Linked DNA regions of Homo sapiens: region 1 is linked to region 2. Evidence: read pairs that join two places in POLR2A ChIA-PET (ENCODE). Cell type or tissue: MCF 10A. All regions are shown on one strand. Links, peaks and the distances in the headings refer to the core of each region. The heading gives the core; the rest is flanking DNA.

Region 1 (8,345 bases), core at 37-8,036, 280 kb before region 2:
GCAGGTATTAGGAGAGATGATGGGGTGAAGCAAGAGAAGATTAGCTGCCGTGAGTTGAATACTGGGAATTTTAGGCCCTGTGGCATTTGGTGGGGATGATATTTTGAGCAGGGGGATTGTGCCACATCTCAAATTACACCAGGCAAGTAGTTGCTTACTATTCTGTTTATGGGATCAACGCTGCCAAGGGCATGCTACCTGCAAATGTGGATGGGAAGGATGAGAGAGAGAGAGAGAGAGAGAGATAGAGAGAGAGAGAGAGAGAAAGAATGCTAACTGAAGCTTCTACATAGCTGACTGCTCAGAAAACCCAACACATGGAGCTATGTTCTGAAGTAATTGCCTAAAACCTTTATCAACAAATAGTTTTTAGACTTTGGTATGGAGGAGAAAATTCTGGAAGAGAATCTACAACATTTCACAACACTGCAAACAGGGGGCATTTCAGGACATCCCTGAGGAACACAGCAGCATGCTCAACTTCCTCTTAGATGGCCTTGCATTTCTTACAGCCTCCTTGTGACCACAGGAGCCTGGTGATCCATGGAGCAGTAAGCCCAGCAAAGCCTAAGAGTGGGGCTCTGGAGGGACAGGTCTGTTGTTCTTTGTAGAGATTGATGGATTTGTTACAATTAGTAATAGGTGGCTTTCCTGAAATTCTGCAATTACCTCTTGAAATAGGGAAACCTCTGATCACATGGGTAGGATATTGCTAAAGAGGTGAAAACTTACTTGGGCCATTTAAACAGGTTCCTGCCAGTTTCCTATAAATGAAAGTTTAAATAATCCTCCTTTCTCAGTTAGGAAGAAAATCAATATCTGATTACAGCAGAATTCAATGCCATTCTGCCTGATTCTTCTATGCTTAGAAAACCCACAGAAGGCAGGAGCTCAGACGGATGAACCATGGTGTCCCGACTCAATGCAACTTCTCTTCTGTTTTCCATAGAGTGTTTCCAACAGTGTAAATCAACAATAATCATAGTTGCTATGTTAGTGTTGTACAATGCTGTACAGGCGATAACTTACTTTCACAAACATGTCTTATCTAATCTTCATAAAAATTCATTGAGGTGAATATTGCTCTCCTACTTTTACGGAGGAGAAAACTGAGGCACAGGTAACTAAAGCAAATTATCCTAGATCTTTGGATGAGCATGTATTAGTGATTAGTGTTTATGTCTGGTCTTAGGAGTAGAAATTCATTTGTGCTCTTGAGCAAGGTCCAAAGATGAGAGGCAGGATTGGGAACTGTAGGTGTAAGGGTGAGTTCAGAGCTGCGTTGGGCAAACATCTGATCATCTAGGGATAGGCTGTCCCCACACAGGGACAATCTTTTACCAGTCTTCTCTCTGCTAGGGAAGGTAATCAGTGGCAGAGACCCTCACATCTGGGAGTGACTAAAGTTATATGTTCAAATCTTTCATTTTTTTTTCAAATGAGGAAGCTGAGGTTGAGTGAAGTTAGGTGACTTGCAAAGACACACAACTAACTGGCGATGAAAATGGGATCATTACCCAGTTTTCTACTCTTACACTGGAATTTCTGCCACTGCACCTAGATGCTCTTCCTGCTTTACTCTCTCTTTTGATTAGATAGAAGTGTGTTTACAACATAAAGTGATTGGGCATTTGTTAGGTAAGTGGAATAAAAGTAACAGTTGCTACTATTCATTGAACACCTATGATGTGCTACAGTGTGCTAGATACTTATCATGCATAATTTTTCATCTTCGCAAGAACTCTGCAAAGTCTCTCTCTCTCAATGTGTATATATATACATTGTATAATATATACATTGTATACATATATACAATATATACAATGTATATATACATATACTGTATACATATATACACATTGTATACATATACACATATATATACATTGTATATATACACAATATATACATACATATACATATATATGTATATATACATATATACATTGTATACATATATACAATATATACAATGTATAATATATATAGTATATGTATATGTACAATGTGTGTATATATATATATAGAGAGAGAGAGAGAGACAGACAGAGTCTCACTGGAGTGCAGTGGCATGATCTTGGCTCACTGTAACCTCCATCTCCTGGGTTCAAGCTATTCTCCTGCCTCAGCCTCCCAAGTAGCTGAGATTACAGGCGCCCCCCACCATGCCCAGCTAATTTTTTTTTTTTGTACTTTTAGTAGAGATGGGGTTTCACCATGTTGGCCAGGCTGGTTTCGAATTCCTGACGTCAAGTGATCTGCCCGCCTTGGCTTCCCAAAGTGCTGGGATTACAGGCATGAGCCACCGCGCCTGGCCCTGCAAAGTCTGTATTTTTATCTCTGTGAGGATACTGGGACCGGTGATGAGGAGGGACTTGCCAAGACAATTTTGAGCCCGTGCTGTTTTTGTTGTGCAGCGTGGCCTCTGCAATAATTTATCTTTTGTCCTAGAAAACAGAAATATTTGAATTTTTTATGTGGTCAAATATCACTTGTTGGAAGTCATTAAAATTCAAATTGTCTGCATTTATTCCTAGAACTACACCTGATTAAAAAGGGAGATAAGGGAGATGAATCAGTTATCACCTTTAAACAGAGTCTTTAGAAGTCTTGATTAATAAGTACGTTTCAACATGAAGGAAAACCAACATTTTTTTTACAACTATAATTCAAGTTGTATGCTTAAGTAATTTTTTTTTTTAAAGAGAGATGTTTTGTTTTTAACCCTTATTCCTCCAACACGCCGGCGCAGAGTTCTAGAGGCACTTTTGTATTAATTAGTTCTTTCCTTCAAATTCAAATACCTTTACAATAGCTAAGGATATTTATCATTTAAATTCAGAGTTTGATACACTTGCTTCCTCTTAGCATCTGTGATATGCTGTCCAAATTGAAAAAAAAAAGCATTATTTTTTTCTTTGTTTCACTTGGAAGGCTTTAGGAAATGGGAAAGTCTGAGCACTGTGCCTCCCAGGAAGGATTTGGATCACCGTTGGGCAGTATGAATTTTTTTGGGTTTGGGAACCAGAAGGGAAAGGGTGCCAGGAGGTGGAAAAATGGTACTGACAGGGATGTGGCTGTTCTTGGCCAGTGAGCCCTGAAATCCTGATGTGACATAGGTGGCTAATTACTGCACTGTGTAGAGGTATCATGATGCGTCTTTCAGCATGATTCCAGACACAGCGCCTCTCTCATTTGACTCCACTCTTTTAACATGGATCCCCGGCTTCTACCTGCACAACCTCGCATGGTCACATCTCCCACAGAAATGAAGGAAGAGCCTTCTTCCCTGAAACAGCAGGGACTTTCGTGAAGTTCATCATGATGGTGCTTTTTAATTGGCTGTCTTGGCCTTTTATTTGTTTTCTGACCCTTGGACTTGCATTGCTCCCTGGTGCCTGTGGGTTTCCTGGTTTCTAACTGCTGGCTTGATTTTTAACCTACACACTTAACCTGGACTCCTGATATGCATGTGATTTCTGACTTCTCATTTGGCTCGGAGCCTTTTTGACTTTTCCCGTTCCCAGTCCTGCCTGTAATTCTTAGACTTGTTGTATTTTTCTACCTGGCTTCCCACCTTGGCTCTGGGACTCTTTGTCAACACCAGTCTTGATCCAATAGAGAGACTCGATCTCATTGGGCAACCAGGTAAACAAGAGGACTGGTGAAGGGGTTGAGAAAGTCACATCTTCATCTAGCATTTGGCACAATTCTCATGGCCTTTCTGATCATGGAGTTGACTTTATGTAATAAGAGTTCGAAGAAGTCTTGAACAGAAAAAAATTTTGTAAACAAGAGGCAGTAATTGTTATTCTTTCCAGTTGTTGAGTTAGCTACACCTCTGTAAATTGTAACATAGAGTTTCAAATTTATATTGAATTCCTGCGGTGTCCTGAAATTGGGGTCGGTCTACCTTTCCGAAGAAGACCAGACACATTTCTGTGACACAGGATCTTTTATATAGGATTCATGGGTAATAATTTCTGCTGCTCCTTCTTTATTCCAAAAGTGAACAAAAGTCAGTTTTTCACACAGGTAAAGTTACTAAAATTGTGGTAGGTAAAGTTACTAAAGCTGTAGTAACTTTACCTGTGTGAAATCCTAACTTACTTCAATAGGATATTATTAAAGGAAGGAGAATTTCCACATTCAAGATAACTAATCCAAATCAAGATCTTCATTTGGGAAAACCAGACTCAATAATATCAGATCCTGGCATAGCTCTGGCATGTTGTCTTGCAGGTATGTTGAGAGTATACAACTATGGGTAACCTCTTGGGCAAAGGAGCTCAAGATTAATTTCTTGTCATTTTCCACAAATGTATCAATGCATCTACAAAGTAAAATGGGATGGATTCTCAAATGTCAGTTCTTTCGAACCATTGATCTTAAGAATTCAGGTTGAGTTTATGTCTAGAATTTTAACTGATCATGACAGATAAATCTATGAGTCATTGTCATCTCTTAGAAGCTCATGATGATTTTAAGGGCGTGTTGTAACCACTTCTTTAACCAAAATCAGGCAATTTCAGGTGTGGCCCATAAGTAGTTAATTCCACAATGTTGCATTTTTTATGCTCCACTTGCAGCTGATTTGTGAGCTGTAGAGTTTGGCGGGGTTGGGAGTGTTGACCTCAGGAAGGATTTGCGACAGTGCTTGGCAATCACGTGACACACCAGCTATTCCTTCCCATCATTAACTTGGCATTGACTGGACAAGCAACAGGGCACCATTCCAGGTGTGTGTTGAAATTCTCTGGTGTCCTTTGAAATCCTAAGCAACAATTTCCTCCCATTGTGCAACTCAAGAACTCTGATAAACAGTATGTTTGGCATTCTGTTCCTGGAAACGTCTCTTACAGAGGCCACCTATGGGTGTTCTAGAGTTGACTGAGGGACATCAGTGTTGGATGATGCCACAGAGGCTACCAGCTAAGTCTGTGTGGCAATAAAACACATCCTGTATAAGCAGAGACAGAGATGAGCAGGGGAAAATCCAAGCAAGATGTAGGAACAAATTAAAGGATGTATCACTCAGGCAACCAAGGTCATGGAGAGCAGAATAGAGCACCAAGAAAAGAGTTCCTGATAAACCAATGCACTAATTGGAAGTGTTTGTGGTGATGTGAAGAAGGCCTCTGGAGGCCTCCAGGGTGAGTTAAGGCAAGCAATCAACATGTCAAGGTAATTTGTTAGCAGTACTGGCTTTGGGTTAAGGTGTATAAACCTGCCTGTTGTGATGTATGAAGCCTGCTAACCGGAGGAAACTTGGCCATAGAAGGACAGCAGCAAAGTGGCGCCTGGTTGGAACTGACAAGAGGAACCACCTATACTTGTATCTGTACCTGTATCATCTGCCCCATGAAGGCAGGCCCTAATTACAAACCACTTATCTAGATGGAGGGGTGGGCATGGCCTCTCTATATGACCACAGGATATTTCCAAGTTTCCCTGATCTTACTGAGTAGTTATTATGAAAGGATGCTCTCAAAGAGCTGCAAGAGAAATAAAGGCTTTAATGAACGTGCATTTCTACAGGCCAAGCAGACCTAATTTGCCCTCTGAATTCACACCAGCTGTGCACACCCCTCACCGACTCATTCAGACCATACTGGTTGTGCACACTTTTCACGATCTCATTGACCCTGCATGACTCTGCTTTACACTTGAATGATCCCAGGAACCCAGACTGACTGTGCACAGCCTCACCTTCCCATTGAGCCCCCATAGGTTATACATCACACACCACATTGTCACTCTCACAGTTGGCTCTGTACATTTCTCTTCTGCTAAGCTCACACCCTTCACCATCTTAGTGATTTCATATCCACTTTGCACTGAGCTCAGCTGAGATCACATGGCCCACTGCATTGACTTCACACAGATTATACAATGCTATGACATCACCCACTCTTTGGCCACTCAATATCTGTTTTTCTATTCTTCCTAGAAATAAACCCTGGTTGTACTTTATGCACAGCTAAGAGACAACATTTCCTAGCCTCCCTTGCATTCTTATAACATTTTGTTATATGATTAAGTTCTAGCTAATGAGATTTAAACAGACGGGTTTGGGTGGGATTTCTGAGGGTGTTCCTTGAAGTGAGACAAAATTCTGGGGTCTAATCTTTTGACCTTAGTCTTTCCATTTTCCCTCCCCTACTGGCCCCTTTAGTTTTGAAAACAGTTAGGTTGGTGAGATTTCATCATTCATCTTGTGACTTTGAGAATGGAAGCCACTTAATAAGAATGGTTGGTCCATAAGTTGGAGGGGATCTGAGATCTTGATAACTTTATGGGGCAACAAAACCACTTCCTGGGCCTTCTATCTTGACTTCTTTTATGGAAGAAGATGAGCCCCCCTAGTTCTGCTTAAGCCACTGTATTTGGATCTCTGACACTACAGGTGAATGCAATTCTGTTTTCTTTTGTTTTTTGTTTTTTTTTTTTTTTTTTTGAGATGGAGTTTCACCCTTGTTGCCCAGGCTGGAGTACAATGGCATGATCTCGGCTCACTGCAACCTCCGCCTCCTGGGTTCAAGCGATTCTCCTGCCTCAGCCTCCTGAGTAGCTGGGATTACAGGCATGCGCCACCACACGCGACTAATTTTGTATTTTTAGTAGAGACAGGCTTTCTCCATGTTGGTCAGGCTGGTCTTGAACTCCTGACCTCAGGTGATCCACCTGCCTTGGCCTCCCAAAGTGCTGGGATTACAGGCGTGAGCCACCGCGCCTGGCCAGGTGAATGCAATTCTTACTGGCGCAACCCCTCACCATTCTACTGAGCTCACCCTGACTATGCGTGTGCTTATCATCCCCTCAGTCTATGTGTACTCTGTATATTGTCATTTGACTGGGATGGTGCATATGTGGAACAGCTGTCTTTTACTTTTTTAAATGCTAAGAATAGCCTCTGAACTTTTCTTTTGACTTAGTCATATAAAGTAAGATGGATCAGACTCTCTGAGGTACATAAATCACATTCTGTAAATGTTAATGGGGAGAGACTAACCCAGTACAATGCAAGTTGTACACAGGAATCAATACTCAGGTGATGCAGAGAGATGTTAGGATCAATGGTTCTTCCTTCCCTGAGTCAGCACCAAATCATGTCATGATGATTACTTGTGCATCATGGAGGCTGGGATAGGGTCTTCAATGGCAAACGTTGCCATTCCTTAGTGTAAATCTGAGTCTCACCCACTACACTTCCCAAAAGACTATATTTGAAAAAAATTTGCACATTAATATATTTTCCTTACCTTGCAATTTTGCCTCTAAAAAATCAAAAGAATAAAACTCAAGGTAGGGAGATAGCAACTGGAAAGCAGGAAGTAGAAAGATGGGCTCACACGAGGGCTGCCCAGTACAGGAATATGGTGTAAATGGTGCCCCCTGAGGGTGCAAAGTAGTGTTCCAGCTTATTCCCACCTCCACCTCATCTTCCATCCCAGCTGCTGTCAGAGTCTTTGGACATGGCCATGGTGACTCTGGGTTCAGCGCCTCCTTATCCTTTTAGCCCATTCCCTGGTGTTAGCATGGTGGAACAGAGGGAAGGGTCCTATCGAAGGACAAGTTTTCAGGTAAATGGTTACCACAGCAAGGACTATTCAGGATGCAAAAAACAAGCTTGAGAAGAGTGTGCTTGAAATCTTTAGATAGGCAGCTGATACCTGGGCATAAAAATCACCTTTTCTTCTTTCATCACAACTAAGAGGCATGACTTAAAACCTTTAAGAGTAGATTTAGTATAAAAATGAAATGATATTATGTGAAACAAGGCATTCTTAGGTTCCTGGACTCTGCACTTCTAGGCCTCTGCCCTTCTTAACTAGTTGAGGTACCAGAGGAACCATAGGATGTAACTCAATGACCCCCTTTATAAGACTCTTGATGACTGGCTGTGACTGGCAGGTGGGGGCCTGTGACTCTTTGGCAGCCTCAAGGCAATTCGTCATACTTGGGGCTCAGAGGAAGTCACATAGGTGAGGCACAGTCACCCCCTATTCTGCTCTTTATGGATTCTGCTTGGATTGGCATTCACACAGCTATCATTTCTCTGATAAATAACCTGTGCTAATTTTTCAGTGATGGACTTCACATCTCCTTAACCTCTGTAGTCCTACTTTCTGCCCACTTTGCCTATTGCAGCCTTTGTGTATTATTTTTATCATTTTTATTTTCATGTCGTACTCTATAATAAAGAAGCTCTTGCTTCAGTCTTCATTCTTTCCAGTCTGTCCCATATTGTCACCTGTGGGTAAGAACAAGTCACTTAGCCCCTTGAGCTTCAGTTTCCTCATCTGTAAAATGAAGGTAAAGCATGGCCTGAGGACAAGTAGCTC
Region 2 (8,345 bases), core at 287-8,286:
CTTTGCGTATAGGTAACAAATTCTTTCTTGAAGAGGGAATCTGAATAGGTTATCTCCACACCTTTAATAGTCTACCTTTTATATGGCATGGATACATTTTCAATATACCTTCAGGCAGTACCTCTTTAAGGCTTCCACGAAGCCTTTCTTTCTGAAGAGAAACCTAGATGATGGAGATTAGTGGGAAAAACTGTAGCCTTCATCTTTGCAGTCTGTCTTGGGGCCACAGCTGATACTATTATTTTCTTCTTCATCTATTAATTCTAACTTCCCCCTCACTTTCAGCTCTTACTTCTAAAGTTCTCAGTGGCTTACTTGTGGTTTCACCGCAACCCTTGTTCCTGAGATGTCTGAGTCTAGTAATCCCATCCTTCACAGGTAGAGGTTATTGCACTTGAACATTCACAATCACAATTGTCAAGGAATTACCAAGAAGTATCTAATCTAAATGAATCACTGAGTTCCACAATTATTTCTTGGTGTCCCTACTGTGTAAAAACATCCCTACCTCTTCCTGCTGTCACAATTTCCTTTTCTTACCTGCTAGTCCTTGAATATAAAAAGTCCAAAACGCCCAGGTGGCAGTCATAGGTTGTAATTCAATGGCACCCTTGATGTGTCCCTGTGTAGGGTGGGCCTTTTGGGGGCACCAGGACCTTTAACATTGCAAGGCTCAGAATAAACAGACAGAAGGCACAAATTCTCCCAAAGGGACACAGAAATGATGGTAAGTGGGGATACTTCTGTTTTTACTTCTTGGACTTGGACCTATGCATTATTCCCACTAGTGACACAGCATCGTATAGACAGATGTCTCTGATCCAGTGTACATACTGTGTTTTGGAAGAAAGCACCTTATCTTTGCAAATGGTTTATTCCAAGCTGGTACTTCAGCTATGTCTTTAGCAGGTCATTCCAATATCCTCTCAGGCAGGCTGCTTCTAAATTATTCAGCTTGTGGTACAGTTAGTGGATACCATGGTCATGGGCCCACTCCTGCACCTCCTTTGCTGCAAGGTGGGTCCAATGGTTGGATGATTTATAGAGCAGGATTTCATGCTTGAGGATCTAGTAGTCTGTAAACCCCCAATAGAGGTGCAGATAGAGGATCTCCAGGCAGGAAAAGGAAACCATTACCTAGAGTAAGTTTCTGTCCTGTGAGGACAAACTGCTAACCCTTCCAGGAAGAAAGGAGCCCAATGTAGTCAACTTGCCAATAAATAGCTGGTTTGTCTCCTTGATAAATAGTGCTATACTTGGAGTACATTATTGGTCTCTGTTACTGGCAGTTGGATAATCAGAGGTGCTAGTAGTTATCAAAAGCTTAGTGAATGGCAATACATGCATAGCCTCTATCTCTGCCACTGTTGAAGATGTTCCTGTCAAATCAGGACTAAGTTGATCACTGATAAAAGCTGGCTAATATCAAGTGGCTGAGTCACTCCATCTACTTGATTGTTTGGTGATTCTTCTATGGTTGATGCTTCCTGGTAGTAACAAATGTGTGATACAAGGTTCACACTTCATGTCCACTCTCACATATACATCCACATGCCTCTATTTCAGACTTTCTTGTCTGCAGTCTTCCAATCCTTTTCCTTTTAGGTTCCTGACAAACAAGTCAGGCTATTTGTTATGCTTATGAGTCTACACATATTCTAATGTAGGGGCACTTCTCATTTAGCAAAAAGTAAATAATCAAGTGTACCATCCAAAGCCCCACCAGTTAGGAAAACTTTCCTTCTGCACCATCTTTGAAGGCTATCCTTGAGTGAGGCTATAATGCATCTATTTTTGACTTGTACCCACATATTGAGTTGATGCATCCACAAACCAAGCTAGTACATTTTCTTTATGCAGAAACTTCATAGTGAACTAGGGAAGGGTGATGCAGATACCACCCTGGCTGGTGACATGGAGATTTAGTTTACATGTTTATGCAACTTGCTTTTATGTTTTTGCCTTCTGGTCCTGCTTGTGCTGTCTCTGATGTATACTGTGGATCTTTTGAATAATTGTTACTGGGCCTATCTGACTTTACAGTTTTGAAGGTCAAGCAAGATCTACTTCATGAAGAAAAATTCTAAATGCATGATCACTGGTGTCCATTGTTGCCAAACATTCTATCTCTACTAGGGCCTCGTAGCTTGCCAGGGGCTGATTTTCCAAAAGTTTGTGATTCTCTGCTCTACAAGGCATAACCCTGCTACAGAACCTCAAAGACTCACGTTGTGATTCTTCCTCTAGAGCTTGCCATATGTTCTACACTACTTATTTTTCTACCATTGACAGCTACAACAAAATAAGGTCTGCTAAATCATATAGCCCAAGTGACAGGTCTAATTGCACTACAACCTGTATCTGCTGCAGAACTCCTTCTGTTCCAAGTCCTACTCAAAGTTGCAAGGCTATCATGTAATATAAAAGCTAGAGCATTACACCTAGTTTGTGGACTTACTGCCTCCAGAATGAAAAGGGGCCTACCAAGTATTGTGCTTCCTTTTTTTGTGGTATGGGATGTGAGATGCACCAACTTGTTTTATTTGGAGGGAGTGTCGTAGCATACCTCTGACCACAGGATTTCTGAAACCAAAATGACAAATTTCTGAGTGTTCAGAGTTTTTTTTTTCTCTCTCTCTGTAGTACATGTATCTTACCAAACCCTCTAGTATGCTAGCCACATTGCACTCACCCTGTCTGATCAACATGATGTGATTGATATGGTGGATCAGTGTGATGTTCTGTGGCAATGGCTTTCAGAACCATTGGATGAAAGGAACAGAATCTAGCATGAGCATTGAGGAGAAGCCTCTGCATCCATACTGCAGAACTGAGTCAAAGGAACACCTGCTTCTTTTACAATTAGGATGCAGATTGCTCCACATTGTACACCGCTACAACCAGCATTAGAAATCCACAAAATTCAAAAGTTCACATATTTAGAGAGATGCTTCCTCTAGAGTCGCACTGCATTTGCTCTAATCTACTCCAGCAACATTGCCCAGGGCCCTGCTTCTCAATACCCATAAGGAAAGGCTGGAAGATGGCACCTTGGTTCAATTCTGCTGCTGAAAAATCAGTCCCTGTGCTTGTCAGTAAAAATGGCAAAAAAAAAAAAAAAAAAAAAGAGGAAGATATGTAGTCTCTGTCTTACTACCAGCCTCTAAATATCTGATGGGCTGAACCAAAATCACCTTGAGAACTGTAGTTTCAAGGGAGTCCAGGAAATATACTTTTTAGCCTTTCACTCTCTGCCATTTGGAAAGGCAAACTAGAAGAGTGAAGTAGATGTTGAACATGAGTCCACCATTTTCATCTCAATAACGATCCCTCATCAGATGCTTTTTGAAAGGATTAAATGTGATAATATATGGAATTGCTTATTATAGCAGCTAAATGTAGTAATATTCAATAACTGTTGGGTCTTCTTTCTTAAACCATTTATTCATAATCAAGAGTATTAATTTTCAACCCCAAATCATGTCAATAATATTCAAAAGATGGATTTACTGTCAATTTGTCCATCTGTGATGTAACTAGGTATAGGATTGACAATTTAAGTCAGTGCTGTCCGGTATAGAACAGTATGAACGGTTCTATAAGAATAAAATGCACACTGAATTTCAAAGACTTAGTGTAAAGTAAATGTAAAATGTCTCATTAATAATTTTTTACTAATTAAGTGGTGAAATGATATTTTAAAGAAATATTGACTTAATAAAATATATTATTCAAATTAATTTTATTTCTTTATTTCTGCATTTAAAAACTTTGACCACTAGAAACATTAAAATTACATATGTAATTTAATTATATTTCTTTTGGACATTAATGCCAGAACTAGTCCCTGAACTCTACCTTCTAAGTTTGCGTCTCCCTCTTGTGAGGGTCTTTCTGTCGCATTTAGAGTTCTCCTGCTTCTCTGGTTTTAATTATCCATATTACAGTTTACATGAGGTATTTTTAAAAAATTCATTAAAAACATTATGAGAAACCACAAAGAAATATGACTACATCTGACTCTGATATTGGCTCTCCCACCCTGTCCCCTAAGTTATGAAACTCTGGAACATTCTGTTTTCTCCCTGTACTAATCTGAACACAGAACTTGGCACCTCTTCAAGTCTGCAAAATAATCTCCAAAAGCCTGGGTAAGCAATGATAATGGCATTCTTGAAGAGCTGTAAAAGAAAATAGATGAAGGACTTTACATTGCACCCTTAAAGCAAATCTAACACCCCCTCCAATTAGTCATTTCTAATGTTTTCCTAAATCCCTTCTCTGTTACTCAATGAATAGGTCTTCTGGCTCCCTCCTACTATTTCCTCCCTCTCTCCACTATCTTCCTGCCTCACTGGCCTCTTCCTCCGCCTCTAAGATTCACTCCTGTTAAAATTCCTCATCCCTTTAGTAAGCGGAACAATTTAATTGCTGTATTGTGTTCCTTCGGCATTTCCTTAGGGTCTCATACTCCAAAAAAAGTAATTTCTTTTGAATAAATACAAAGTCTCCCTAAGAGGAATTTTGGGAAATATGATTTTCTTCATTTCATTACACAGAATAAATTGGATAAGTTTAGAAAGTAAAGATTTCAATGCTAAGAAATTTGGTAAATATAATAAGGAGCTTTACCAAGTCTCAAACCTCCTTAGTGTAAGACAATCATTCCTCATCACATTTGGGTTGATATAGTCTACCTGCAGCTTGCACATTCCGTTCTAATAACAAGGCAGGTTCCATCTTGTTTTACACTACAAGAGCAGTTCATCAGTCTGAAGACAAGGCCAACACATAGTTTTCTCATTTATGTCCCTTCCTACCCCCATGTGTCCTTAATAATCTCCCTATGATAACAAGTTTCTTAATTTAAGGTCAAAAATAGGTCATAGTTCATTTGTGTAGCTGTGTTAATTAACCCTCCAAATTCCAAGACAAGAGCTCATCCTTGTTGGCTCACTTTATCAACTCTTCCACATTCTTCCAGTTCTTTGAAATTTATCTCTAGTATGTCTCATTTCCTAAGATGATGATTTTATCAGAACATAACCAATGTAATATTCAGTATCATACTACCATATTGAGAGTTGAGAACACTAGAATCCCAATAATAATAAAACTAGGTTTCATTTATCAGCTAGCTACAGCTCTAAGTTGCTTTATATGCAATTAGCGCATTGTAATTATCATAACTACAGAAGAGGCAGGCATTATTATGTCTATATTGTACCTAGGAAACTACGGCTTAACAAGATTAAGGTATTTCCCCCCAAAAAAAACGACATTCTATTTCCCATCAATGTGATGTTTCATTCAGGGTCCATACTCCATATACTTCCCCACTGCTCTGAAGTCCATAAAGTTCATTATAAAAGCATAGGGTTTTGGAATTGAAGGGACTTAGAGATTATCTAATCCTATATACTCACTTTACAATTACTACAGATGTCCCAACTAATTAGAGCCATTCTTACCCCAAGACTTGGTTGATAGAATATTATACATTTAGGGACATCCAGGAGGTAATGATAGTAACTTGGCTTGCAAAAAGGTTTAAAATATCTTTTTTCTTAATGACCCTAAATGAAGGCAAATGGCTTTCCAAGAACAGCTCTTTCAAGTAGGGAGCAACATATCAGCTGACTTGTTACCAGCTTTTTATTTGCATGATCAGTGTATTACCATCAACTTTTAGTAGCAGATAAAGGTATTTAAGGAATCAGCCTCAAGATGAGTAAACTTTATCGGAAAAGGCTGTCACAAGCTTGGGTAGCTGTCTTATGGGCTTATTTCTTAGTCCTTTTGGGCTGTTGTAACAAAATACCTTAGACTGGGTAATTTATAAAACAGCAGAAATTTATTGCTTATAGCTCTGGAGGCTGAGAAGTCTAAGATCAAAGTGCTAGCAGATTTGGTTCTGATGAGGGTCTGTTTCACATAGATGGCACTTGCTGTGTCCTCAGTTGGCAGAAGGGGCAAGGAAGCTTGCTTAAGCCTCCTTTATAAGGGTACAAATTACATTTATGAGGGTGCAGCACTCATGACTTAATCACTTCTTGAAGGCCCCTTCGTATCATATTGGGTATTAGCTTCTGACATACGAATTTTTGGGACCACAACATTCAGACCATAGCAGCTTTGATACTGTTTGGGTATATCATGATTAATCAGCCGGAGGGTAGTGATTGCATCAGTGGAAACAGGGAATGCTATGAAGACAAAAGTCAAGTTATTGAGCTCAAAAGATACACTGCTTACTTTGAAGTGTTTTCCAGGACTAACCCAGAACGAACTCCTCCCCATGCGGAAACCTTCCAAATGCTTTTGCCTGGTTGTTATAAATTGATCTCATATGGCACTGCCCATTAAGTTGGAGAGCACGCTACAAATATGTATTCTACAAATGTGTACTCTGTGTTTCGTAGACTTTACGGTTTTCTAGAGGATGGTATGATGCCTATCTCTGCTGAATATCAAAAAGATCTTCAGAACGGAACAAAAATTGCTTAATTATACATTGTTCTTTCCTATGGCCAGACATTCTTTTGTTGTTAGAGAGAGTCATTATGTAATAAAAAATCTTGAATTTTGGAGTAATAAAAACAAAGTGTTCCATCGTATATTCATTTACTAAAAATATTTATCAAGAGATGACTCTATGTTAGTAACTGGCAAATGTTATAAATAAGACTTGTAAGGCTACTACTCTCATAGAACACAGATTCTAGAGAGAGGAGTTAGATAATTAATACATCAATAAATGAGTAAAATAAATCTTATAAGGACAATAGGATGATAAGATTTGTGGCAAGGAGGTATTTTAGACTGGGTAGTCAGAGAAGGCCTCTCTTTGGAAGCAGCAACTGAGAAGGAAACATCATATAAGTGAACAGATAGAGGCCGATAGGTCATAATTTAGGGCAGCTATAGGTAATACATAAAGGAATGGGTGTGGGTGTGTACTAATAAGTCTTGCTTTTTTTTTTTTTTTTTTTTTTTTTTTTTTGAGACAGAGTCTCACTCTGTTGCCCAGGCTGGAGTGCAGTGGCACAATCTTGGCTCACTGCAACCTCCGCATTCCAGGTTCAAGTGATTCTCCTGCCTCAGCCTCCCAAGTAGCTCGGATTACAGGTGTGCGCCCTCACACCAGGCTAATTTTTGTATTTTTAGTAGAGATGGGGTTTCACCATGTTAGTCAGGCTGGTCTCGAACTCCTGACCTCGTGATCTGCCTGCCTCAGCCTCCCAAAGTGCTGGAATTGAGCTATCTCTCCCGTGTAAGTCTTTATTTAGAAAAACAGGCAGGGGTGCGGGAGTCAGATCTGGCCTGCAGAGGAAAGCATTTCAGGCAGGAGGAATCTGGGAAGTTGAAAGGCCAAGGCTGGGTGTGGGCTTTGTATTCTTGTATTCTTAGAAAGTAGTATGGCTGGAGGCTAGTGAGAGTGAGAGTGATAGGGTGTTGGAGACAGAGGTACAGGCCAGGTCAGGTAGGGCTTTTTAGACTTATGAAGAAATTTACATTTTATTCTAAATGCAAAAGGAAGCCACCAGAATGATTCACGCAGGGAACAGTGACACAATCTGATTTATATTTTAAAGAGGCTCTGGTTGCTGAGCAGTTACTATTTTTAGGGAAGCTAAAGTGGAAGCAAGGAGAGTCAGGAAGCTGTTACAGTAATCCTAGGAAAATACCATAGTGAAGACAGGGAGAGCTGGAAGTGTAGCAGTTTGAATTTCTCTCTTCATGGCTCCTTAACTATACATGAACTTTGAACTTCATTTCCTTCATCAGCTAAGTATAGATAAAATTCCTATTCTCTTTGTTAGGATAAAATAAGCCTATAAGGCAAATGTCCAACAAATGGTTAGATGTCGGTTATGTTAGTTCTTTCTTTTTCTTCTTTGTCTAAAGCTCATACATTTTTTTTCTTCCTTCTCCCCTTTCTTTCTTTTTCTCCTTTCCATGGATATTTGTCTCCTTCCATAGATATTTAATGGTGAACTGGTTTGTGCAAAACACAATACTTGGTAGTGGAAGATATAGAGAGATCTTGTTTTTAAACATTTATTGACTTATATAGTTGGGTGCTCAAAAAAGCAGAACCTTTAGTTTTCCCTTTAGTTTTTCTTTTCTTTACTTTTTTAGTAAGGCAAACTGCCATTTTAAAGTCCTAGCTAGTTATATAAATAATAATGAAGAAAAAATCATTTTGGAGAAGATCTTAGTTTTGGGCAGAATCAACTAAGGGTGATATACAAAAAACTCCTTACATTAAAACAAAAATTAATTTAACATTGGTTCTGAGAATATACTGGAAGTTTTATCCTGGGAAACATATGTACAATTTT

The links. ChIA-PET counts read pairs that join two places held together with the same protein. Peaks named below come from ENCODE experiments on the same cell type or tissue, not always from the same donor. Only the 100,000 strongest peaks of a DNase experiment are listed, where the experiment ranks them.
Region 1: POLR2A ChIA-PET joins it to region 2 with 10 read pairs; 2 of 35 experiments call an interaction of 5 or more read pairs at or near these places.

Annotation. Positions count from the first base shown.
Region 1 is chr1:159,748,745-159,757,089 of GRCh38, reverse strand. No RefSeq gene overlaps it. Among named protein-coding and RNA genes, the nearest start is that of DUSP23, 28 kb to the left of the region's middle. In MCF 10A, for the core only: no CTCF peak of the experiment used is centred there; a DNase peak (open chromatin) is centred at 4,719.
Region 2 is chr1:159,469,404-159,477,748 of GRCh38, reverse strand. The region is part of intron 2 of LINC02819 (long intergenic non-protein coding RNA 2819); the gene reads right to left. Among named protein-coding and RNA genes, the nearest start is that of LINC02819, 7.5 kb to the right of the region's middle. In MCF 10A, for the core only: no CTCF peak of the experiment used is centred there; a DNase peak (open chromatin) is centred at 4,188.